2 separate regions of the Homo sapiens genome follow, and region 2 is linked to region 1. A link is a loop called in an ENCODE intact Hi-C map of the cell type or tissue named here. Cell type or tissue: B cell. All regions are shown on one strand.

Region 1 (8,000 bases):
AGAGCACTTTGAGTAGTCCCGAAAGTTCCCTCGTGGAAGAAAGACAGCAGCAGAAGAGGGCAGTGTGAGGGGCACACAGCCAGAATTCCATTCATTTCCTTTAGAGTCTATATCTAGCCAAAGAAAAGCCCTCACAGGGGAGAATCAAGGGTTCTTTTCCCCATTGACAACTCTGTGCCCACAACGCTGGTCTGTTGCAATGGTAGGGTGAGCAAGTAAAACTCGTAAAAATTTTTCAAAATTCTTTGAAAAGTGAATCAGTATTCTATCGGGCTCAGACAAACTATTTCTGCTGAGACCCATCTGGAAATGTGAAAACCTCTTTGTAGAAGGAAATTGCAGTTGATCTGAGTATTTTCTACAGAATTCTACATTCTGGACTTCCTAGAGACCTAATTGTCCTTAAAAAAAAAAGAAATGGGATTTTTTTAGTTTATTCTAATTGGAAATCAGCGACAGACATCAGAGGCAGAAGAGATAGCTGTTTTTTCTTTAAAACAAAACTAAATTGGGCCATCAGATTGCAATGGTAAAGTGCTTTTGAACCTGCCACATATGAAGTGCTTGGTAAAGGCAGTTTTTATTATCCAGAAGTGGTATTGGCTAGGCAAACCATTAAACAAAAGTCATGCTACTTCACTTTTTAATGAAGTCCAGGTGCAAATGGCCACAGGTAAAAAAGCAGTGGTAATAGGAGTTTAGAAAGGACAGCCTGGCAGGGGCAGGGGCAGGGGCAGGGGCTGGCGTGAGGGGATGGGCCGCAACAGGGAGAAGTGCCAGGAGTTTGCTTCTCTTCTCTCTGAAGCCAAGCAGGACCCTAAGAACAGCCTGGAACAGGGGTTCTCAAACCTCCATGTGCAACAAAATCACTCCCAGTTTCTGATTCAGTGGGTCTGCAGTGGGACCTGAGAATTTGCATATCTAAAAAGTTTCTGGGTGCTGGTGATGCTGCTGGTCTGGGAACCACACTTTGAGACGCACTGGCCAGGAGAGAAGAAGCAGAAAAGAAGGTCGTGCGATAATGCTGGAAAATCCACTGCTGGAACGAGGCCCTCAGGCTGCGTGAAACCAGACTGGGAACAGCCTCTTCTTTTCTTTTCTTTCTTTCCTTTTTTTCTTTGCCTTTTTTTAACTTGCAAATATATATATACCTTATTCTTTCAACCAAGCAAACACCACAAGATTTTATTTTGCTAAAACATGTTAATAACATTTATTTTATTTATTTATTTATTTTTTGGGAAGGAGTTGCACTCTTGTTGCCTAGGCTGGAGTGCAGTGGCACAATCTTCGCTCACTGCAACTTCTGCCTCCCGGGTTCAAGCGATTCTCCTGCCTCAGCCTCCCAAGTAGCTGGGATTACAGGTGCCCGCCACCACACCCAGCTAATTTTTTGTAATTGTAGTAGAGACGGGGTTTCACCATGTTGGCCACGCTGGTCTCAAACTCCTGACCTCAGGTGATCCGCCTGCCTCGGCCTCCCAAAGTGCTGGGATTACAGGCGTGAGGCACCATGCCTGGCGTTAATAACTTTTTTTTAATGACGATGACTGGAAACAATTTCTAGCCTCTGCATCTGGGCCACCATGCCCACTATGGTTCAAAACTCAGGCTTCTGGATTTTTTTTCTGTATCCTCTTCCCACCCCACACTGGTGGCCTGACGGAATTTCAACAGTGTCTTGGTGACAGCAATTTGAAGTTGTGTTAGCATTCGGAATGAAACAGGACTCTTAAGGCCAGTCAGTTTTGCCACTGATTAACCATGTCACTCCTCCCTCTCTGAACCTTGGCTTTCTTATCACTAAAGGAAGAGGTTTGGACAAGATGGTATGCATGAAAATGATAATGTTTTGATGTTTATCGTTTATTTGGCCTTTGAGCCATAAGAGCTCAGTTAATCCCTGTGAAATCATTTTTATTGCCTCCCCACTTTTCACAGAGAAAGAGAATTGGAAAAGCACAGTCATTTTTGAGCATCAAGATAAAGAAGATGGCCACATAAAAGCTTCTGCAAAAACCCCACGGAGGACCTAGTCCCTTATGTTACTTAGTGTTCCTTATATAACAGTTTACATGAAAAAATCCTCCTGAAAGTTAGTGCCTGATAAATATGTCCCTCCAGAAGATGTAATATGCGTCATTTTATAAGGCAGAATCAACTTTCTAACACTTCATGTTTTTCTTTTGTTTAACTGCCAGGAAGCTTGGAGCTAATTATGCCAAGATTATAATAACCATTTAAATCTCAAAGTCCTGGCATTATCTCCCATATCTTCTAAATCCTAATGCCTAAGTTTTCTTAGGGAGACTATCTGTGAATAGGGGGATTGTGTAATTTATCATCGAAATGGGAGTCTTTTCAGAGGGAGAAAACTATTCATAAATGTGCCAGGTGATAGATATAAGCCAGGACTGTCCCAGGCAAACCGAGATGGGTAGGCACCCTACCTGTAGTTGGAAACAGGTTTGCCAAAAATTATATACAAATAGCGGTCGATTAGACCTGGTTGGTGCAGCAGTTCTGGGTCTCATCAAACTCAGCAGAATAACACAGAGTAGAGATAGATGATAAGCCACAGGAAACAACAACAAAGGTTCTGAACGTATTTGTGGGTGTGGGAAGGGAATGGGTGAGCCCTCTCCCATCATGCAGCCCTATCCCACTTTATTTCCCAAAGCCTGTGCCTCCTCAGTACTGTGGACATCGTGTCTTGTGGCCAGTCGCAGCTCAGAGCCTCACTCTCTCTCCCAGGCTGGAGTGCAATAGCACGATCTCGGCTTACTGCAGCCTCCGCCTCCCAGGTTCAAGCGATTCTCGTGCCTCAGCCTCCTGAGCAGCTGGGACTACAGGAGCGAGCTACCACACCCAGTTAATCTTTGTATATTTAGTACAGATGGGATTTCACCATGTTGGCCAGGCTGGTCTTGAACGCCTGACCTCATGATCCACCGCCTTGGCCTCCCAAAGTGCTGGGATTACAGGCCTGAGCCACCGCGCCCGACCAGCTGTTCAATTCTTTATAGGAGGGGCTTAGGTTGGGCAAATCTGTTTAGAAGGGAAGGTCAGGGGGACTTTAATCCGGAATTGTAAGGCACTTTACTGAAGACTGGAACAAATGTGATTGTCCATCTCAAAAAAATGGGGTGGTGCTGATGAAGATGATGAGACCCTGAAAGTCAGTCACCATGCAGTCGGCTCCCTCACAGAGCATGCCACCCCAGCGTTTGCCTGCTCACATCCTGCTATGCTTTTCCCCATGCCGAGGACAGTACTGACCTCCCCACCTTTCTCCTGGCACAGCCAGTTTAGCTGCGGGACCCTCTCCTCTGCAGACAGGTCCCAGCAGGGCTCAGAGGCAGGAAGAAGCCGCTATGCCGCTTCTATGAACCAACACTAGAGGTCGCCCTTCTCCAGCATCGGACAAGAGTCCACCAAAGGGAGAGCTCCAGCTTCTGCTTAAAATGCCCTGATCACAGATGACAACTCCGGGGGGACCTCGCCCCACGTGGGAAGGCACTGCTCTAAGGCAGAGGAGGAGGCTGAGCCCACCCAGCCCCAACGGAGGCCCAAGGTTGCTGAGGGGAAGCAGAGCTGGGCTGGAGGCAGGGACAGGCCCATCTTCAGAGTCCTTTCTCCTGCCCAGCCATCCCCGTGGAGAGAACGCTGTGCTCCAGGGGAAGCCAAGTGCCTTGGGATCTGAGGAGCTGCCTGGCGCTGGGCTGGGAAAGACCGAATCGTTTCCAGGAGCGATGAACATCTGGGAGCGACAGAAGCCTGTGCAGCCTGCAGAGTGACTAATGTGTGTGTAAACTGTGAGGGGCTATGCATGCAGAGGCAAGCACATTCATTCGTAATTGGCCGCTCATTCTCTGCAAATAGAGACCCTGTCTAAAGAAGGCTCAGGTGCCCGGTAAGAGCCATCGTAGCCGGGGCTGCCTGGCTTGTCTGTTGTTCTCGCTCCCTTGGGTTCCTGGGCAAGCTTTCCTCACCAAGCCCCGGCTGTCTGTGTAAAAAGGAAGGGAGGGTACTTCCAAAAGGCAATTCTACACTATTTTTTTTTGTTTTTTTTTGAGACGGAGTCTCGCTCTGTCTCCCAGGCTGGAGTGCGGTGGTGCGATCTCGGCTCACTGCAAGCTCCACCTCCCGTGTTCACGTCATTCTCCTGCCTCAGCCTCCTGAGTAACTGGGATCACAGGCGCCCGCCACCAGGCCCGGCTAATTTTTTGTATTTTTAGTAGAGACGGGGTTTCACCGTGTTAGCTAGGATGGTCTGGATCTTCTGACCTAAGGTGATCTGCCCGCCTTGGCCTCCCAAAGTGCTGGGATTACAGGCGTGAGCCACCGCGCCCGGCCCAATTCAACATTCTTTACTTTTCTAGTCATAACCTATTTTCAGCTGGAAACCAGAAAGGCTGGTTCTATGTGCAGATGGCAATGCTGAGGTTTAGAGGTAAAACACCCACCTGAAGTGAATAGAGGCTGGACTGGAACCCAGGATGGCTCACCTGGAGGCGGCGCTCCCATACGGCACCCGGCAGCCTGTTTTGTACAGGAACAATACTTGCCTTCCTCCGCAAAAAACAAACAAACAAACAAAAAATGCAGGGGTTGAAAAGAAAACTGCCTGAGCTGAAAAGTTTTGTTGTTGTTGTTCTGAGACAGGGTTTCCCTGTCGCCCAGGCTGGAGTACAGTGGTGTGATCTTGGCTTACTGCAGCCTCCGCCTCCCGGGAGTAGCTGGGACCACAGGAGTGTGCCACAGCTAATTTTTGTATTTTTGTAGGATATGGTTTTGCCATGTTGCCCAGGCTGGTCTCGAACTCCTGAGCTCAAGCAATCTGCCAGCCTTGTCCTCCCAAAGTGCTGGGGTTACAGGTATGAGCCAGCGTGCCCCACCTGAAAAGTTTTAAATGAGGCAAGGGTGTCAAAACAAACAAAAAACAACAACCAGGAGAAGTGAGCATTGCCTCTGAGCCCCATGTGCGATCCCTCAGATGCCGAGGCAGGTTGCACTATCACCCACCATGAGCCCTCCGACCCTGGCCTGTGGAGTGGAGAAAAGACGCCAACTGCTCCCCTGCAGCACCCTGCGCTTTTCTTCCTCCAGGCCCGATGGTGGGTCTCAGCCAGCTGGTTACACACGAGCGCGCGACATGTCCAAAGCGAAGCACAGCCCTTTGTGTCGTCAGCAGGGGAAGAGATAGCAGTTGCTCCCACATGAAGCCCAGGGTACCTGGCAGAGTGCAGCCCCTCCTCTTCCCACTGGGAGGAAATAGGGTAACTAACCCATTTCCCAGATGCAAAGTGATCTGGAGGTCCTCCCTCAACAGACCCTTCAAGCCGAGCGTCATCGGGAGCTGAGTCATCCAGACACTATGGTACTAGGTCTGTGCCATCACAGAACTAAAGTCACTCTCTCTTCAGCTAGAGGAGAGCCTCTCACGGACAGGCGCCATGGCTGATTCATCCTAGCATTGCCCACAAACCTGGACTCACGGGGTACGGTGGGTGCTTAGTAACTACTCATCCATCAAATTGTCCAAATTAACCTCACTGCTGAATGGAATTAAGCCAAGGCCACCTCTCTTGGGAGAAGCGTGTTTTTCTGGAACACAGGGAGGATCCTTAGCTCTAACAAGTTGACATTTTGAAACATAATAACCCTTAAAAGGCATCTGTTTGTTTTTTTTTTAAATAACTCCGGAAAAAAGGACCTTTCATAGCAGTACTGAGTATCTACCCAAAAGTACGCGTGATCGTATTTCTTCTTTGTTTCTTCTCAGGAAGGAATGGTTTTCCCAAGCCAGTGCCTTCCTGGGTGTTTCACTGCCCTTGAGAAGCTGGATGCTGCCAGAAGGGAGTGAAGCCATGAGAACAGTCTGTTATTCATGTTCGATTCCTCTTGACCTTGAAGATCTTTTTTTTTTTTTAATTATTTATTTTTTTTATTGATCATTCTTGGGTGTTTCTCGCAGAGGGGGATTTGGCAGGGTCACAGGACAATAGTGGAGGGAAGGTCAGCAGACAAACAAGTGAACAAAGGTCTCTGATTTTCCTAGGCAGAGGACCCTGCGGCCTTCCGCAGTGTTTGTGTCCCTGGGTACTTGAGATTAGGGATTGGTGATGACTCTTAACGAGCATGCTGCCTTCAAGCATCTGTTTAACAAAGCACATCTTGCCCCGCCCTTAATCCATTTAACCCTGAGTGGACACAGCACATGTTTCAGAGAGCACAGGGTTGGGGGTAAGGTCACAGATCAACAGGATCCCAAGGCAGAAGAATTTTTCTTAGTACAGAACAAAATGAAAAGTCTCCCATGTCTACCTCTTTCTACACAGACACGGCAACCATCCGATTTTTCAATCTTTTCCCCACCTTTCCCCCATTTCTATTCCACAAAACCGCCATTGTCATCATGGCCCGTTCTCAATGAGCTGTTGAGTACACCTCCCAGACGGGGTGGTGGCCGGGCAGAGGGGCTCCTCACTTCCCAGTAGGGGCAGCCAGGCAGAGGCGCCCCTCACCTTCCGGACGGGGCGGCTGGCCGGGCGGGGGGCTGACCCCCCACCTCCCTCCCGGACGGGGCGGCTGGCCGGGCAGGGGGCTGACCCCCACCTCCCTCCCGGACGGGGTGGCTGCCGGGCGGAGACGCTCCTCACTTGCCAGACGGGGTGGCTGCCGGGCGGAGGGTCTCCTCACTTCTCAGATGGGGTGGCTGGGCAGAGACGCTCCTCACCTCCCAGACGGGGTCGCGGCTGGGAAGAGGCGCTCCTCACATCCCAGACGGGGCGGCGGGGCAGAGGCGCTCCGCACATCTCAGACGATGGGCGGCCGGGCAGAGACGCTCCTCACTTCCTAGATGAGATGGTGGCCAGGCAGAGACGCTCCTCACTTTCCAGACTGGGCAGCCGGGCAGAGGGGCTCCTCACATCCCAGACGATGGGCGGCCAGGCAGAGACGCTCCTCACTTCCCAGACGGGGTGGCGGCCGGGCAGAGGCTGCAATCTCGGCACTTTGGGCGGCCAAGGTAGGCGGCTGGGAGGTGGAGGTTGTAGCGAGCCGAGATCACGCCACCGCACTCCAGCCTGGGCACCATTGAGCACTGAGTGAACGAGACTCCGTCTGCAATCCCGGCACCTCGGGAGGCCGAGGCTGGCAGATCACTCGCGGTTAGGAGCTGGAAACCAGCCCGGCCAACACAGCGAAACCCCGTCTCCACCAAAAAAAATACGAAAACCAGTCAGGCGTGGCGGCGCACGCCTGCAATCGCAGGCACTCGGCAGGCTGAGGCAGGAGAATCAGGCAGGGAGGTTGCAGTGAGCAGAGATGGCAGCAGTACAGTCCAGCTTCGGCTCGGCATCAGAGGGAGACCATGGAAAGAGAGGGAGAGGGAGACCGTGGGGAGAGGGAGCGGGAGAGGGAGAGGGACTCTCAGATAACTTTCTAAAACCTCCGAAGATCTTTTTTCATGTGTGAGATAATAATAGAAGATATTCCTGAGAGTTTTGTGTATTTTTGTGTATTTTCCTTGCTTGTGGATGGAAGCGCGATGTCTTCTATTACCAAATGTGCCTAAGCCCCAGCCTGTGGCTCTAAAGAAGGTTACATCAACATAAAAGTCACATTTTAATTTTCTGTCTCCCTGCACCTGCCTGCTGACTCAGGATCTCAGCCCAGCCACGTGGCATCTCCCACCACCTCCACTTGTTTCTGGGACTACCTGGAGCAGCTTGGATGCACTGTGGCTCAGCTCCCTCACAGTCTTCAGTCCAGCCGCTGTCAGGCTCCTTGTGGGGAGGCCTCTCGCTGCTGTCCCTTCAGCCGGGGGTCTCCAGGGGCGCTGCTGTGGCTGTCTCCAGAGCTCCCCAAGGGGCAAGTCTGTTGAAGGTGCCAGAGCGTTCTGCGTTCCCTGCCGGCCAACACATCATCAGAGGTGGGGCGATGCTCCTCCTCAAGCAGTTCACTCTCTGCCCCGCGCCAGCTGGGCCTGACCACAC
Region 2 (8,000 bases), 250 kb after region 1:
ATGCTTTTGGTGTATTCAAGAAACACCCAGGAGTCTGAGTAAAGCAGGACAAATCTGGGATGTGAGATGAGAGTTCTGCTGTGGTTATGTTCTATTTCAGGTACCTACAAGACATCCAAGTGGAATTATCAAGTAAGCAGTTAGATTTATGAGTTTGGAGTAAGGTGGCAAGAATTAGGGCTTGAACAACCAGAAAAACAAACTGAGTGGGGTGGTCATGGGGATAGGAGAAAGAGGGTGGTGTCCTAGAGGCTAAATGAGAATGGTTGTTGTTTTTGTTTTTTTGAGACACGTCTCTGTCACCCAGGCTGGAGTGCAGTGGTGTCATCATAGCTCATAAGCAGCCTTGATCTCCTGGACTCAAGATCCTCCCGCCTTGGCCTCCCAAAATGCTGGGATTAAAAGCATGAGCCACTGTGCCTAGCCTTGAAAACAGTGTTTGAAGAAGTATAGAGAGGAATGAATAACATCACTTACTGCTCATAGGTTTTTTGTTTTTTTTTTTCCCAGATGGAGCCTCACTCTGTCGCCAGGCTGGAGTGCAGTGGCGCGATCTTGACTCACTGCAACCTCCACCTCCCAGGTTCAAGCGATTCCCCTGCCTCAGCCTTCTGAGTAGCTGGGACTACAGGCGCGCACCACCACACCTGGCCAGTTTTTCGTATTTTTTTAGTAGAGACGGAGTTTCACCATGTTGACCAGGATGGCCTCTTATCTCCTGACTTTGTGATCCGCCCGCCTCGGCCTCCCAAAGAAGTGCTGGGATTACAGGCGGGAGCCACTGCACCCGGCCCTGCTGATAGGTTTAATAAGGGGAGGACTAAGAAATAGCTATTGGATTTGGGGATGTCAAGATCATTGACAGACTTGTGAGGTGAAAGAAAGTTTTAGTGAAACTGAAAGGACGGGACGCAGATTGGATTGGGTGCAAAATACAGTAATGAGATAAAGTGGAAACAATGGGTTTGACTGGCTTTTTAGAGAAGTATTGTAAAAAGAGGGTAAATGAATCTATGTACTTGTAATCCCAGCACTTTGAGAGGCTAAGGTGGGTGGTTTGCTTGAGCCCAGGAGTTCAAGACCAGCCTGGGCAACATGGCGAAACCCCATCTCTACCAAAAATAGATGAAAATTAGCCAGGCATGGTGGTGCACACCTGTAGTTCCAGCTGCTTGGGAAGCTGAGGTAGGATTGCTTAACTCTGGGAGGTGGAGGTCTCAGCTGAGATCGCACCACTGCATTCAAGCCTGGACAACAGAGTGAGATGAGACTCTGTCAAAAAAAAAAAAAAAAGAAAGAAAGAAAGAAACATAGGTAGAAAGAAGATTTAAAGGAGATACATACATGTTATCTGCATTTTTGTTTTTTATGTCTCAGTATTCCATGCTTTTTCGGGGGAGGGTGCTACTGTCATTCATTCAAGCAATATTTCTTAAGCACTAGAAAGTGCTTAAGAAAGTAGAAAGAAAGTGTGTATTAAAAAATTGAAAAGCGGCTGGGCATGGTGGCTCACACCTGTAATCCCAGCACTTTGGGAGGCTGAGGTGAGTGGATCACCTGAGGTCAGGAGTTCAAGACCAGCCTGGCCAGCATGGTGAAACCCCGTCTCTACTAAAAATACAAAAATTAGCCGAGTGTGGTGGCGCATGCCTGTAATCCCAGCTACTCAGGAGGCTGACGCAGAAGAATCTCTTGAACCTGGGAGGTGGAGGTTGTGGTGAGCGAGATCGTGCCACTGCACTCCAGCCTGGGTGACAGGGCAAGACTCTGTCTCAAAACAAAACAAAACAAAAATTGAAAAGCATTTTTAAAGTTTAGTGTTCAGGTTAGGGCACATAAACACACTTGAGTTGGTTTATTTGGTCCTTTCTATGTTTTGTTTCAGTTCATCTACAGATGGCCGCTAAAAGCTATGGGAAATTTTAACAGTGAAATTAGTAATCTAGGGAGAAAGTTGCAGTTAATTCCTGTTACTCTAAATGTGTAATCAGGGCGTGGCGTGGTGGCCCACACCCGTAATCCCAGCACTCGGAGGCCTCGGTGGGTGGATCACTTGAAAGCTCAGGAGTTTGAGAGCGACCTGGGTTAACCTAGCAAAACCCGGTCTCTACAAAAACTGCAGAAATAAGCCTGGGTTGGTTGACACACACCTGTAGGCCAGCTGTTCGAAAGGCTGAGGCGATATTATCGCTTGAGGCCAGGAGGTCGAATCTGCAGTGAGCCATGATCACGGCATTGCACTCCACCTTGGGCCACAAAAAAAAAAAAAAACAAAAAAAAAACGGCTGGGCGCAGTGGCTCACACGCCTGTAATCCAATTACTTTAGGAGGCTGAGGTGGGAGGATGGCTTGAGGGGCAGGAGTTTGAGACCAGCCTGGGCAACATAATAAGACCCTCATTGCCACAGAAAAATTAAAAAAAAAAAAACAAAAAAAACAAAGACAGCTGGGCGTGATGGCTGGAGCCCAGGAGGTCAAGACTGCAGTGAGCCATGATGATGGGTTTTTTTTGGTTGCCCTAATTAGCACACTGATTTCAGTGCCTGTAGATCAGCCTGATAGGCTAATCATCATAGTTTTGGAGGCCACGTCCTAAACGTCAGACAGTAACTAATCTTGCCAGTTTTAGTTTCAGACACAAAGATGAGTTACAGAGACTTGAGCAATGAAATCTGTTTCAGGAAAAGGATAAATAGTAAACTATAAGAATTAACACTGATAGCAGTGAGAAGGAAGTACTACTTTTTTTTTGTTTTTTTAAGCATTAAAAAGGGCTTTGTATTTTTCTTAAAAATAAAAAAACCAGAATCTTTATTTCTGTGTTAAAATTGCTTCATCGATTGAAAATAAGAGCAGGTGTGCTTTATAAGTACAGTTACGAGGTTCTGTAGTTGATAAAAATGACTGTATGTAAAAGGATCTCAGTTTACATGTATCGTGTTTTAATCATGGTGGTAACGAAGATAATAGTTATTTGTGTTATAAAGAAATGATGCTGTTTGCAAGGTGATCTCAATTAACTGTATTGTTGGTATTGGCTGACATAGACAGTTGATACCACATGAAACGTGAGTTGGAGGCATCAGATTTTCCTCTGGTTTCACTTAATGACTTGGACTTAGGTTTACAAAATGCAGCTACTCCTTCAATGCTAACTAGGCAGTTTGCTACTGATTAATAGAAAGCTACATTTACAATAAAAATTTCATTTGTTTTTTATGTATCTGTTTGTCTTTTTATCAAAGAGTTTTTTTCTTTCTTTTTTCTTTTTTGGGTCAGGGTTCCAGCTGAGCCATCTTCCCTCCTGTCACTATCAGCAAGTCACAATCAGGTAATGTTTAGTAGTTGTGTTTATTTTTGCTTTTTAAACTAAGATGATTTTTTTTCTTTTATAATACTTAAATTGCCATTAATTGCCAGGTATATTTAAGCATTACTAGCTGTCTCAATCGATTAATATAACATATGTACGTGATACTTGCTAACAGTGTTTTTAGACACTAGATAGAAAATCTTTACCTTCATGATGGCTTTATAGTATTAGTTTGGTGCACCAACCTAATACATATAAGAACCGTGCAAAGACGGGAAAAGATTAGCCAATAAACACATTTCAAGCAATGCTAGGTGACTTCAAAGCAAAAGTTGCATGGGTCAACAGTAGTTCCCTAAATTGATAGGGAATATTGGTAACGTGATCCTCATTTTTACTTTTGTATGCACAATAACGCTTTGGTTCCAGCTGTCACACACAGACCTGGAACTTCATCAGAGAAGGGAGCAGTTAGTAGAGCGCACTCGGAGAGAGGCTCAGCTTGCTGCCCTGCAGTATGAGGAGGAGAAAATAAGGACCAAGCAGATCCAGAGAGATGCTGTCCTGGACTTTGTCAAAGTGAGTCGTTTGAATGATGCTGTTCAAGCTGCTGACTGGCTAAGTGCTTATTTGTTTGGTCAGGCCCGTTGGTTTTTATTGTCCATTAAAATGTCGACCATTTTTCTCTCTGTAAGGAATCTTGACTAAATAGAGTGTCTCTTTTACTTGTGTCTATCTGCATGAGGACAGAACAAGTGATTATCTTGTTAACGGTAAATCTGTCATTGGACATGTCACTTTACTATCCAGCTGCCATTTCCTCAATTTCTAGTGTCATAGTAAAGATCAGTAAGATGAAAGTGAAAGTGCTGTGTGAACCATAAAAGGCCCGTGCAGATGCAAACTGTTACTCAGACCTCTCTCCAGCTTCCTCGCTTTTGTAAATAACAAAAGTTTGCTAGCCTCACAGGCTTAATCCTTTGCAGGAACTTTGATTTGTTCCTTTCTGCTCTCCACACACATCCAATTAACAACGCCATTAATATTTCTTAACGTTTTGCAGCCTCTATAGTAGTGCCTGAAATGTTGTCATTTTATTTTACCTGTATTGCTTATCTTTTTGTTCTGAAATCGTCATTTTTTCTTCATAATTAATTATTTGTAATTTTGTTTACTTAATATCTGTCTCTCATTTATCTGTAAACTCCATGAAGGTAAGAACCATGTCTGTTTTACTTACTGCTGTGTCCCTAGACCTTAGCAGGTCTTAGCTCATAGTAATGGTCAATAAGTATTTGTTGAATGATTAAATGAATTTTTCTTGTCCACTAAAGACTTTCCTGTATTTCATACTTTAACTAGAGACCATCTCCTTTAAGTACGATGCGTATGTCTGTTTTACTGTTTTACCTGATAAACTCTTTTTTTCTGAATGTACCAGACCCTTGGCAATGACGTTTAACTCTCTTTCTCACCTGATTCCTCTTCATCCAACAAGTTCCCTTGTCTCTTGTTTTCTATAAAAATGCAGGCAAATCTGGCCGGGTGTGGTGGCTCACGCCTGTAGTCCCGGCACTTTGAGAGGCCAAGGTGGGTGGATCACCTGAGGTCAGGAGTTTGAGACCAGCCTGGCCAACATGGCAAAACCCTGTCTCAAGTAAAAATAAAAAAATTAGCTGGGCGTGGTGGTGCATGCCTGTAATCCCAGCTAACCAGGAGGCTGAAGTGGAGGAATTGTCTGAGCCTAGGAAACGGAGGTTGCAGTGAGCTGAGATCGTACCACTGCACTTCATGCAGCCTGGTTGACAGAGTGAGACTCCACCTCAAAAAAAAAAAAAAAAAAAAAAAAAGTAGGCAAATCTTTTGACCAATAGCAAAAATACTAAAATTAATATTCCTACAAGCAGAAGTTCACAAAGGTACCTCCCTCCCTCAAAACCTTGTCTGCCCTGAGATGTTTCTTCTTTTTGTGCCTTTTCAACCCTCATAAGAATTGTTAATGTACTAATGGCCATGTTCTCTTGTCCTCCTTTATCTCTGTCATTGTATTTTCACACAAGTCATCTAATACTATACATACTATATCTCCTAATTTGTCTAACCATTTCTCTTTCCCTTAAGTCCCTGCTTGATTTGTTACTACATACAAACTTTTTTATATAGTTCTCTTGAAACTAACGGAAATACTTTATTGGTTTATTCTTAATAGGTCATTTGGAGGTGTTCAGGTTTCACAGATGAGGAAGCTGTAGGTCTAGGAAGATTAAGCAATGTGGTCATTTATAGTACATTTGTTTTCTTAATCAGGAGGCAAACCTAGACTTCTGAAAGCCTAACTTGGTTCGTCCATTTGACTTGATAGACCTTTATGGAATGCTGGTTGTACAAGGAATATAAAGATGCATAAAATACAAGCCCTGCCCACCAGGCACAGCTTAGACCTTATCAGGGAAATAAACACAAATAAAACAGAAAATAAGGCAGCTTATAATGAAAGTGCTAGTTTTATATTCAAGACAGTAGAAGACTTAGAGAACAAGTATCATCAGAATTGACCTCAAAAAGAAATTATAGGGACCCTGAAGAGTGAGTAGGTAGGATTTAGCCAGGAAGAAAAGACTGGATGATGGTGTAAAGGGGGGTTCGTTTTAGGCTGAGGAAATCTAAACAGGATGGGAGCTGGGAATGGCCTTGTGTGATTTGTAGATTTAAAATAATGGCACTTGCAGGAAACACCAGCTGGCCTGGAGAGTTTGTATTGAAGACTTATGGGAAAAATGAATTATTGAGATGATGATAATCGTACTTAAAACTTATTGAATGCTTATTATGTAGTAGGCACTATTTTAAGTACATTATATATATTTACTCATTTAATTCTCCCAACTCTCTTTAGGTACCATTTTTTCTTTTTTTTTTTTTTTTTCCTTTTAATTACATTTATTTTAATGCTGAATTTACTCCCGTGCCGTAAGTTTTTGTTTCTTCAGTTTCTTCTGGGATATCTTTTTCTTCTGGGCAACCTCCTCTTCTGGTTTAGGAACAATCTGTTCCTTTTCCATAAGGATCATCTCAATGTGGCAGGGAGAGCTCATGTATGGGTTAATCCGACCATGAGCTCTGTAGGTCCGGCGGCACATCTCAGGTGCTTTGTTCACTTGGATATGCTCAATGACCAGAGAATCTACATCTGAACCCTTAAGTTCAGCATCACTCTCTGCATTTTTAAGCACGTGCAGCAAAAATTCAGCACTCTTTCTGGGCCACCGACCTTGTGTCCAGCCCCACTGCTTGGCCTGCGCACACCTGCCAACTCCATCATTGTAACGTCGGAATGGTACACGCTGTTTCTGTAAAGTGACATCTTTCAGATACTTCGTGGCTTTTCGTATATGCATACCCTTGGTGGCCTGAGCAGTTCCACGAGTGTTCTTAAAGTGAACACGAAGATTGGAACCTCTTGATTTGCATGATTTCGTGGGGTTCTCCGGGTCAAGTGAATAGCGAACCATTTTTCACAGATTACCTCAGGCTGCTTAGGGAAAGAGCCCATTTTTTCTTTTTATGAACAAGGAAACACGCTCAGAGAGAATAACAGTTTACTAAGATTAAATACTCAGGAAGTGGCAGGATTAAAATCCTGTGATTAGAACAAGGCAGGTTGGCTCTGAAGCCTATTCTGTGAGCACAGTCTATGCTGCCTCTCGGTAATAATGGTTAACACTGAATCTTAAGTGCTGTTCTATGTGTTTTGCATAAATTAACTTACTCAGTTTGCCTTCCGTAGAAGTCACACAGCCAGTAAGAGATAGTCAACTTGTAGAGAGTCTTGATTAAATGTCAAATTAGTGTTGGATCTTGATCTATTAAGTAAAAGAGAACACTTGAGTTTCAAAGCAGGAAAAAACATGAGAAGAGAGAGACTTCTGAAAAACTAATTGACTTGCGTTAGAACTGGTTAGGAAGAAAGACTAGAAAGAGGAAAATGAAGAAGGAAATTGCAATAGTTAGACTAGGGTGCAAAATAAGGCATAAAAACCAGATGGTTTCTAAAGGTCCTAAGGGTTGGCAGTATTGCAGTGACAAGAGCCTAAATTCAGAAATCTCTGCATTTGAATCCAGCTTTGCCACTTGCCGTGCGCTTGACTTTCAGAAAGCTACTGAGCCATTTTATGCTGTTAGGTTCCTCCTGTGTGTGATATTTAACTATTAAATATTAACTATCTCAGAATTATTATGGATATACCTAATGCTTAATACTAGTATGGTAGATGCTATATCCCCTATTACTATAATAAAATGGATTTGCTGAATTACCTATAAGAGAGATGGTGAATAAATCACAGATGGTGAATAAATCACTGAAGAGGGTGAAAAAAAAGAAGCTCCCAAAGCAAGGTTTGGAGGCTGAAAGATGGTTTCAAATGAGGGTCTAGCATTGTGGAAAGAACACAGGCTTTGCAGTCGGAAGGCAGGCCCAAACCAGTTATGCTGCTGACGAACTTGGAGACCTTGCACGTGCCGCATAACCTCTCTTCTCGATTTTCTCATCTCTAAATGAATATGATGATGATATTTTATCTCACACAGTAGAAGAATCACTGAAATACTGTGTACACAGTGACATACAGTAGAGCACGTTGTAAAGCAGGGACCACACCAATGCTATAATGTTATTATTAGATTA

What was found. Hi-C counts contacts between places; a loop is a spot of excess contacts. Peaks named below come from ENCODE experiments on the same cell type or tissue, not always from the same donor. Only the 100,000 strongest peaks of a DNase experiment are listed, where the experiment ranks them.
Region 2: a loop joins it to region 1, with 23 times the contacts of the local background. A loop is called at or near these places in 1 of 110 quality-filtered maps.

Annotation. Positions count from the first base shown.
Region 1 is chr3:197,595,806-197,603,805 of GRCh38, forward strand. No RefSeq gene overlaps it. Among named protein-coding and RNA genes, the nearest start is that of BDH1, 44 kb to the left of the region's middle. In B cell, CTCF peaks have their summits at 3,424 (motif pointing right) and 3,625; a DNase peak (open chromatin) is centred at 3,406.
Region 2 is chr3:197,844,130-197,852,129 of GRCh38, forward strand. LRCH3 (leucine rich repeats and calponin homology domain containing 3) reads left to right here. Exons shown (of 21, transcript NM_001365715.1): 11 at 3,280-3,331; 12 at 3,743-3,892. It overlaps LOC105374310 (a long non-coding RNA gene), which reads right to left. Exons shown (of 3, transcript XR_001741090.2): 1 at 7,083-8,000. It also overlaps the pseudogene RPL17P18. Among named protein-coding and RNA genes, the nearest start is that of LRCH3, 57 kb to the left of the region's middle. RefSeq lists an enhancer at 4,074-4,133. In B cell, no CTCF peak of the experiment used is centred here; a DNase peak (open chromatin) is centred at 4,152; H3K4me3 peaks cover 670 bases; H3K27ac peaks cover 3,353 bases.